Regions from separate parts of the Mus musculus genome. Here region 2 is linked to region 1. The links are chromatin contacts, found by Hi-C or POLR2A ChIA-PET in ENCODE. All regions are on one chromosome and are shown on one strand. Each heading gives the region's core, a stretch centred on a gene start or an enhancer-like site at or near the end of the contact. The rest is flanking DNA. Distances are from core to core; before and after follow the strand shown.

Region 1 (5,076 bases), core at 2,216-4,715:
TATTTGGTGATGACATACAACTGGGTAGGGTTACCACACACAACAGGGCTGCCCTCATGGAAATCTGGTAAGGGGGTTTGGAATACTGCTTCATGTGAAGTGGGAGGTTGCGAGGTCAGCCACCTTCGACCCACTCCAACGTGCACAGTTTCTGATATTCTAACAATCACTTCCTCTCAGGCTCACCTCTAGTAGCAACTTTAGGGCACTGTTGTCGCGGATGCGCCCCTCTCGCCGCGCCTGCGCTGCCAGGCTCGAGAACCATACGCAGGGCACCCAGTATTTGTTGTAGGACGAATTCAAGTTCTCGAACTTCTTGCGCTCTTCTCGGGTCATAAATCCTGGAGGGGGCGGGGGGGGGGGTGATCCAACGTTACTCGCACCGCTCACCTGTCTGGCCCTGCCATCCTCTGGCCAGAGACTCACCAGCCTCGACCACGTGGTCTATAGTGGGGAACCGTTTGAAGACTGCTGTGCTAACAGAACGAAGGATCAGCACCGCGGAGAGCCCTGCGTAGCGCATGAGCGTGCGCCGGTAGAGGCGGCCTCGATCGTCTCGCCCATGCACGGTGCCAGCCACTATGCACATGAGTGCGTCCGGCAGAGGCATGCATAGGTACTGGTTCCACCAGCGATGCACCACCAGAGTCACGTAGAAGCCTGGGGACAAGCCGGAGATGGAAACTCAGCAAGGATGCAAGGGCCAAGAGTCTGGGAGCTCAAGCTCTGGGACTGATACAGTCTTTGCATCAGTGACCTTAGAAAAGGCTGGTCACCCTGACCACACAGGCCATCTGGTCTGAGAACGTGGGGATTTAGCCCTGAAGCCAAAGAGACTGGAGCAGGTTGAGGTACCCTGAGATGGGGAGTTGTGGTCCTAATATGGAAGTGGAGATCCTAGGATCCAGAAGGTACATTCCTCTGACCCCAGGGAACCACTGGGCTTGCTTGGGTTATCTGGACTGGAAACAAGGTGAGGACACTGGTGTGTGAAGGTGGAATGTACACCGAGGACATCTAGATAGATTTACCACAGCAGCCACATGTAGTCCCCAAACCAGGAATTTATAAAAGAGTTTAAGCCTGGAAGCCTGGCTGTGGTGGCACAATCCCAGCACTTGGGAGGCAGAGGCAGGTGGATCTCTGAGTTTGAGGCCAACTTGGTCTACAGAGTGAGTTTCAGGACAGCCAGGGCTACACAGAGAAACCTTGACAGAGAGAGAGAGAGAGAGAGAGAGAGAGAGAGAGAGAGAGAGAGAGAGAGACAGAGACAGAGACAGAGACAGAGACAGAGACAGAGACAGAGACACAGAGAGAGACAGAGAGAGACAGAGAGAGAGACACACAGAGAGACACACAGAGAGAGACACACAGAGAGAGACACACACAGAGAGACAGAGAGAAACAAAAAGAGAAACAGAGAGAGAGAGAGAGACAGAGAGAGTCAGAGAGAGACACAGAGAGACACAGAGAGAGAGAGAGAGAGAGTTTAGTCCTCAGCCTGTTTTACTGAGGGAATTTCAGGCCAGCCGAGACTACATAGTAAGAGACCTTGTCCCAAACAAACAGACAAACAAAGAAACAAAACCACCACCACCACCACCACCACCACCACCACCACCACCACCACCACCAAACCCCACACATAGAAAGAGTGTGGGCCTGTGTGAGCGGGGAAGGGGAAGCTGGGCAGGCAGTTCATCCCATCCACGTGATGCAAGGGATGTGAGCTTTCTGTAGGGCTAGGGGCCAGGCTGGATTTGAATGGAATAATATCTATTTCCTGGGGGGAGGGTGCTCAGAATGGGTGTGTGTGTGGAGGATAGTAACCTGACGCAGATACAACTTGTGATGTCTGTGGGTGAGGTGATGCTCCCAAGGGGCACCTTAGAGGACATCATAAAAAATGTCTCAGGATGTAGGGTCATATGGTCATCTTTCAGGTGTGGATTTGGAAGTGGGAAGCTCTGGAGGTTAGATTCCCCACCCCCCACCACGAGACAGGGTTTCTCTGTGTAACCCTGGCTGTCCTGGAACTCACTCTGTAGACCAGGCTGGCCTCGAACTCAGAAATCCTCCTGCCTCTGCCTCCCAAGTGCTGGGATTAAAGGCGTGCGCCACCACACCCAGCTTTGGAGGTTAGATTTGAGTCTTAGAGGGGTAGGAATGGGGGTCTCCAAGAAGCATGGATGGAAAACAGATTTCTCCCTTACGTAGGAATAAGATTCTCAGGGGGCCCAACCTCACCAAGTACGAAAGAGACGGGGATGAGGCTGGCGTACTGGTCGCAGTATATGACAAGCTTCTCGAAGTAGCGCTTCTGCTCTTCTGCCAGTAAGAAGCTGTGGGGTAGGGAATGCAGTAGCTACAGGTCTCCCCTCCACTCCCAGTCCCTTCCGCAGGGCTCAGATCCCCAGCCCCAACTCCAGGTCTTCTCACCGATAGGCGGCGCTTAGTGCCATGTAGAGTCCCAGGAAACATAACAGCTCTCGCCACAGGAGCTTGTAGATGCTTCCGCGCCACAGCAGCAGCAGCTGCGAGAAGCCACCGAAGCGGGCATTCGCCACTCTGGCTGTGTAGGTGACGGTCATCGCTGCGCCTGGCCAGTGTGGCCAATGGAGAAGGTTTTAGCCTGGGTCCGGGCCTGTGAGCCAAGGGAAGATGCTGGGAGGGGCTGATCCTGGGGCTTTCAGTTGAAGGTGGAGGTGCGGGCGACAGCGCAGCAGGTGATGATATCCAATGTCTCAGCACCCTAGCACCTCGTTGCCCTAGGGCGGTCCTCACTCCCGTCCTGGTACCACCCTACCCCAACCCCCAAACGCCCCCCCCCTTTTCCCGGGTCCTGGCCCTTTCTCGAGTTCCCATCTCCCAGTCTTGCTCTGCCTTCCTTCTCTAGACTGATGGTCCAAGCCCCTTGGACTTTATCTTAGGTCCCTCACTCCTAAACCTTTGGATGAATCTAGTCACTTTTTGACCTTCCTCCCACACACCCTCCTATCCCTTTCACCTGTACAACACTCAATCTTTTTGACTTCCTGAGTCTTCAGTTTCTAATCCTCAGGGTTCAATATCCCCCCTCTTGTTGCCCACTCTCCCAAGTTTGGCTTTCTCTCTGTCCTCTCTTGAGACTACAGTCTGCCCCGGCAGAACTACTATCCCCCTCATATTCAGAACTGCTCTGAATGGCGTCTCTAAAGCTCCGGCTCCCCAGTCTGTCCAGCAGCCTCCCTTCCTCTGACAAGGAACCAGCTTACCCCAATGCCCATTTAATCCCCCAGCTCCGACACCTCCAGGCCTTCTTCAGATTCTCCTTTACCTTTCTTCCTTTTGTGCTGCCCCTCCTAGCCTTCCACTCTGCCCCTCTCTCTCCAGGAGTCCTGCCCAAAGCCTGCCAGTCCAGGGCCATTTATTCTCCCAGACCTGGCCCTTCTCACCTGTGGCCGTACAGGGACACAAGGGACAGAGACTAAAAGGGAGGGTGTCTTCAGTATTGGGTGGGGCTGAAGCCAGACTGTTTGGGAAGGAGCTGGGGAGTGGGCGTGGGCAGCCCCTCCCAAGTCCATCCCCTTTAGTTGAGTTACAGCCTCAGAACTTTGTTTGGAGAAGGTCTGCCAGTTTGTCTCCTGGGCAGGGGGGTGGGGTTGGGTGGGGTAGTGGTAGTGTGTGTGTGTGTGTGTGTGTGTGTGTGTGTGTGTGTGTGTGTGTGTGTGTGGTCTGCCTTGTACTTTTTTGCTCCTCTTTGTATCCCTCCCTCCTAGGGAGAAGGTCCAAGGTATCTGGAACCTAGAGCTGAAAAAGCGGGAAGGAGAAGGTCTCTCTCTCTCTCTCACACACACACACACACACACACACCCCACATCCACAGCCCAGCAAGACTGGGTCACCCTTCAGTTTCCTGTGGTCTCAAGCTGTCACAAAGATGCACATCACATTGTAGACCCAGACACACATTTTGCTTCCCTTACCACAGTGGCAATCTACACTGTCACAGAGACTTTCAAGGTCAGCCAGGAATGCTGGCAGCTAAAGGCAGGAGGACTGTCATGAGTTCCATGCTACCCTGGGTTACAGAATGAGACGGAGTCCCACAAACCCAACAGATGGAGAGGTGGCTCAGTGGTTGAGTGTATATTGCTTCTGTAGAATTTGTCCCCCACACCCAGTCTGGTAGCTCACAACCACCTTTACCTCCAGCTGCAGGGGACCCAAGGGCACCTGTACCCAAGTGCACATATCCCAACCCAGGCAGAGACACATATAGACAGAAATGAAAAAGTACATGTGGTGACTAAGAACTCAAACTGCCTGTACTTTCAGAATTTGGTACCTATACCCCTACTGTTGCTTACAAGTGTCTAAAACCCCAGTTCTAGACTTTTTTTTTTTTTTTTTTTTGAGACAGGGTTTCTCTGTGTAGTAGTCCTGGCTATCCAGGAACTCACTCTGTAGACCAGGCTGGTCATGAACTCAGAGATCTACCTGTCTTTGCCTCTCAAGTGCATCAACACCACCCAGCTTGAAATAAATATTTTTTAAAAAACCCAATAGAGAAAAGAAGTCAAAGACACCTCCAAACTCACACGAGAAATAAATGTGGGAGCACCTCTCTCAAAATAGTGGGATAGTCCTAGGGTCAGAGGAGGAACTTGGGGGTTCCTGACATTTGCTAACGTAGTGAAGGCATATTTGCAAGGACTATAGGTGTAGCTTAACAGCAAAAGACTTGTCAAGCATTTGTAAAGCCCTAGACAACATCCCTAGCATCAACAGGGATCCTTACTACAGTTTCATCAACTAAAACCCCAGTGACACCCACCCATTTGTACATTAATATATGGAGGCAGGCATGGTGGCATATGCCCATAATTCAAGCATTTGGGAGGCTATGTATGCAAAGACATCCTAAGCTACATAGTTAGGCCCTGTCTAAAATTTAAAATAGAGAGACATTTTCTCAGTGCTTTCTCTGTTATGTACTGTTATGTTCTGTATGCAGAAACACCCAGACATATACTTAGGTCTCATACTCAACAATGCCCTAAACACACCACCAGGGACACAAATCCTTGTCCCTAC
Region 2 (5,000 bases), core at 2,460-4,959, 57 kb after region 1:
ACCCCCTTCCCAGACCCTGCAGAGACTTTGAAGCCAGGACCCAGTGAAATGTCACCAGTAACAACAGTGGCAGCTGCTGTGACAGAAGGGGTCTGTTCCCCAGGAGGCCCAGTGGCTGCTTTGGTGTCACCTGTTTCTTGGCTCCCCTGGGGGACTTGGCTGCATGCCTGGGGGATGTGGGACTCTGACTTGCTGGATATCTGTGGATTGTCCCCAGCAGACCTTTCTCTCTGCTCCTTCTGCCCCCTAAGGCTATAAGTAGCCTGGCTCAGCTCTTCTCTGAACTCCAAACTGTCTTTTTAATAACTCTCTTCCACTTCATTTTAAAATTCTAATGGGGCTCTGAGATGGTCTCATAGCCCACGCTGACCTCGCCATCCTGTTCAAGTCACTCTTGCGTCTCGTCCGTCTTACCACGTTCACTCCCAGACCTGCATCCAGCACCAGCATCCATCTCGAAGGCCTTCATCCCTCAGACACCTCCTTCTCTGCCTCATGGACCCTCATGTCAACCTTTAAGTGAAATTCTCAGGCTGCTTCCTGCTGCTCTTCCTGCTCATGCCACCTGCCTTTCTCCCTAGCCCAGCCCCACTGGTCTGAACCAGTACAGTACTGGGTCCTTGCCAGCTATCCTATGCCTTGCTTCATTCCTGGCTGTTTTGGATATGGTGGTGTCCACCTGTGATCCTGTCACTGTGAGGGATGACCTGGGCTACATAAAGCTCTATGTCAAACAGAACAAGAAGCAATCTGGGGTGGGAGGTGGAGTGGTTGGCATTATGTATATGCAAAGCTACTCCAGAAGCAGAGCTGGAAAGATTGTCTGCTGGGAGCCAGGATTTAGAGAGCAGCCTGGGCCACACAGGGACCCTGTCAAGAAAATGAAGAGAATGTCCCCTTGTTTTGAGGCCTCTTACAGTAAACTCATCCTCTGCAGAGTCTACCAGATTACCTCTTGGAATTTCCTGTTATTTACGTGATCAACACCATTATTACCCAGACAGGGGCTATATCATTTAGACTAAACTTTGACTCCTGGGCTAAGATGGCACTGACTCATCCCCTTGAGTAGCCAGCCTGGGATTCGCATCACACCTAGCCTGCTTATCATCCTTCCCCTTTGTCCCTTAAGGGTTATCCTGACACTGTTCATCTGTTCATTCATTTGTTCATTCTTTCTTTTACCAGGGTATTAGCCTGGCTGAACTGCTCCAACAAAGCCACAGAGTGAATTGTATAAACCCTGGGAATTGTTGCCTGGGTGGCTGGAAATCTGACATCAAGGTGCTGGTGTTGATTTCTCTAAAGAGGATTGCTTCAGCAACGTCTTTTACAATTTTTATCTTAAGTTGGGGGCAGTGGTGGCACAGATCCCAGCACTCGGGAGGCAGAGGCAGGTGAATTTCTGAGTTCGAGGCCAGCCTGGTCTACAGAGTGAGTTCCAGGACAGCCAGGGCTACACAGAGAAACCCAGTCTTGAAAAACCAAAACCAAAAAAAAAAAAAAAAAAACAAAAAAACAAAAAAACCCAAAACAAACAAACGCATAATTTTTTATTTTAAAATTGCATTCATTATCTCAGCCCTCAGGAGGTAGAGGCAGGTTGATCTCTGTGAGTTGAGGCTGCCAGGTCTACATAATAAATTCCAGGCCAGTCAGTTCCATGGTGAGACTGTCTCAAAAAAAAAAAAATTATTGTGTGCGTTGAGGGTAAGGTAGTTGCATGTGAAACCGGTCAGAGGCTAACATTCTGAGAACCTGTTCTACCACGGTGGCCTTGGGATTGAACTCAGGTATCCAGGCCTCCTGACAAAAGGCTTTACCCAATAAGTCATGTCTTACCAGCCTAGAGACCAAGTTCTTGCTATGTCCCTACCTGCTCTTCCCTCTGCTTGCTGATCATGGTGACTCTGAGCATAACAGCCATTACTATATGTATATGTATTTTAAAAAAAGATTTATTATTTATATGAGTACACTGTAGCTGTCTTCAGATACAGCAGTAGAGGGCGTCAGATGTCATTACAGATGGTTGTAAGCTACCATGTGGTTGCTGGGATTTGAACTCAGGACCTTCCTAAGAATATTCAGTGCTGTGCCGGGCGTGGTGGTGCACACCTTTAATCCCAGCACTTGGGAGGCAGAGGCAGGCGGATCTCTGAGCTCGAGGCCAGCCTGGTCTACAGAGTGAGTTCCAGGACAGCCAGGGCTATACAGAGAAATCCTGTCTCAAAAAACCAAAAAAAGAATAGTCAGTGCTCTTAACAGCTGAGCCATCTCTCTAGCCCCCCCGCCATCACTATCTTAGTCAGAGTAGCCATAGCTACCTTCATTCAACTTTTTCCCTAGAGGAGGAGGAGGAGGTGATAAGTATCATGGATTCAAGTCACTTTGCCCTCCCGGATGTATGCAGACCTCCCTCCAGGTAGTGGTACTGGGCACTGATGGCAGATATTGGTTAAATGAAGGGGATCGTTGGAAAAATAGTGTCTCTGAAGTCTTTATGTAATAGGAATTTTCTGGGTCTTCTGGTCTTGGCAGTTTTCACCAATCACCTTTTCCTTCAGCTCAGGTTACCAACTCCTCCTCCTCCTCTTCAGAGAGAGAGAGAGAGAGATTGATTGATTGATTGTAGGCCAGAGGACAACCTCATATGTCACTCTCAGAAGACATTCACCTGGTCCTCAAGCCTGTGTTATGACCTTGTGCATGCATGGCCTGCTGTGGCGGTCAGAAGAGAATGTATGGGAATCCAGACTCTTCTTCTATCGTAAGCCTTTGGCTACTGAGTCATTCTGCAGGCCCCATCCCAAGGATCTGCCTGTCTCTGCTTCCCCAGAGCTGGAATTACTGGTATTGTCAACCCCCAAGCCCCTTGAGTTCTGGTAATTGAACGCACATATACAATCCACACTCTTGCTTTTTCAAAAAGCAAGGACCATACTAACATCTATTTCCCTAGCCACACAGGTCCCTTTTGTTAAGACAGGGTCCTGCTCTCTATCGTTCAGCCTGGCCTGGAACTCGAGATTCTTCTGCCTCGACCTCTGGATTGCAGTGTGTCCCAAGCCTGGTTTAATCACTAAACCATTTTCTGTTTCATCATACTATGGTCACCGGGAGGTCAGAGGTCTTGTCCATTGCTAAATCTCAGCTTCCAGCAGAGAGCACTATTTCTAGTCTAGACTACACAAACCAGAAGAAGGGGTGCCCCTGTCCTAGGCTCAGTGTATCATTAAGAGGATGCATGATAGATTCTCAGCAAGCTTCTCGTGGTAAATAGATGGCAGTCATCCCTGCCTCCCCAGAGGCCCATGATCCAGTTAAAATTGAGCTATGGCTGGAGGGGGAAAAGAGGAGGCAACAAAGTTTGTGGAGACTGGAAGAAGCATCAAAAGAAAACACTATTCCATTTGACAAAAGGCTGCAACTCTTTTTTTTTTTTTTTTTTGCCTGATGCCCTAAGTCGTGTTCAAGGACACCGTCCAAGAAACAATCACTTCGCTCATGGGGGACAAGAATATTTGGACAGAGAGACAGCTTGCAAACTAGGCACTTCCCTATGCTTGAAGCTCAGTAACAGCTCCTGGACCACATGTACGGAACACAGGGATAAAATGGCGGCTACCAGGACGGCGGGCGCTGCCCAAGGTCACGAGACCAAGTGACTTCCGGTTTCGTCGCCCCACGCCCCCAAGGCTCTCGAGTCGCACTTCCTGGGCTCCGGCCGACCTCGCTGAGGGATTTTGCGGGTCTCAGGGCGCCGAGGCTGCTGAGACCTGAGAGCGGCCGCGAGCACATGGAAGGGACCCCGCCAGGGGCGGCGCCCTCCTCGGCGCTGGCCGCCGTGCTCAAGCACAGCTCAGCGTTGCCGCCCGAGAGCGCCCAGGTCCAAGGCTACGACTTCAACCGCGGCGTAGATTACCATGCGCTTCTGGACGCCTACCGCACCACCGGCTTCCAGGCTACCAACTTCGGGCGCGCGGTGCAGCAAGTCAACGCCATGGTGAGGCGCGGGGCCACCCGGGCGGGATGCCGGGCCGCTGCGCGCGGATTTCCGCGTGAGCGTCCGGGAGAGGGCGGAGTCCGGGTAAACTAGAGTTCTGCGATGGGTGGAGCTTGGAGTTAAAAATCCAAAAGGGCTTTGTAGGAGGAGCTTAACGCTAGGGGAGCCCGGGGTTCGATTTTCCCGGTGGAAGGAGACTTGAAGATACTGGGTGGTTCTCAAACCATCAAGTGACAGACCTGGACCTGGAATGGGAGGGTTAGGGTCTGCCCAGGGGTTGTGCTTTGGTTTTGTAGTAGTCTCCCTGAGTGCAATCAACCTCTGGAATCCAGGCCAGGTAGGGTACCTCAACTGAGGTTTGGAGTCTTAGTGCAACTTTCCTGTGCCCTTATGACCAGATTGAGAAAAAACTGGAGCCACTGGCTGTAGATGAAGATCATCACGCAGACCTGACTCAGAGCCGCCGCCCACTTACAGGCTGCACCATTTTCTTGGGCTATACTTCCAACCTCATCAGTTCAGGCATCCGGGAGACCATTCGATACCTCGTGCAGCACAACATGGTGGGTCCACGTTAGCTCTGGAACCCCAGCCTCCTTGGGCCAGTAGGAAAAAAAAAAAAAGGGTTATTTTTCAGTTAAGAGAAATGAAGAGGCTCAGAGATTATTTGCGGTCCTGTGAAAGATTTGGGTTTGCTTTTTAACAACCACATGGTGACTCAGAACCGTCTGTAATGGGATCTTTTGATGCCATTACAGATCTGGTGTGTCTGAAGAGAGGGACAGTGTATTCACATATATTAAATACATCTTTTAGTCTTTTTTGTTTTTGTTTTGTTTGAGACAGGGTTTCTCTGTATAGCCCTGGCTGTCCATCCTGGAACTCACTCTGTAGACCAGGCTGGCCTTGAACTCAGAAATTCTGCCTGCCTCTACCTCCCAAGTGCTGGGATTAAAGGCATGCACCACCACCGCCCAAAATAGATTAAAAAAAA

The links. A loop is a pair of places that touch in the nucleus more often than their neighbours do. ChIA-PET counts read pairs that join two places held with the same protein, here RNA polymerase II (POLR2A).
Region 2: POLR2A ChIA-PET joins it to region 1 with 36 read pairs in embryonic stem cell. The contact joins the promoter of Dhps here to the promoter of Best2 in region 1. A Hi-C loop is called at or near these places in 2 of 37 maps with a recorded cell type or tissue (left cerebral cortex and v-Abl transformed pro-B cells). POLR2A ChIA-PET finds 5 or more read pairs at or near these places in 4 of 5 experiments (Patski and embryonic stem cell).

What each region holds. Positions count from the first base shown.
Region 1 is chr8:85,010,943-85,016,018 of GRCm38, forward strand. Best2 (bestrophin 2) reads right to left here and starts at 3,466. Exons shown (of 10, transcript NM_001130194.1): 1 at 3,435-3,466; 2 at 2,440-2,644; 3 at 2,248-2,342; 4 at 427-660; 5 at 187-341. The coding sequence starts at 2,591.
Region 2 is chr8:85,068,048-85,073,047 of GRCm38, forward strand. Dhps (deoxyhypusine synthase) reads left to right here and starts at 3,710. Exons shown (of 9, transcript NM_001039514.1): 1 at 3,710-4,006; 2 at 4,405-4,569. The coding sequence starts at 3,800.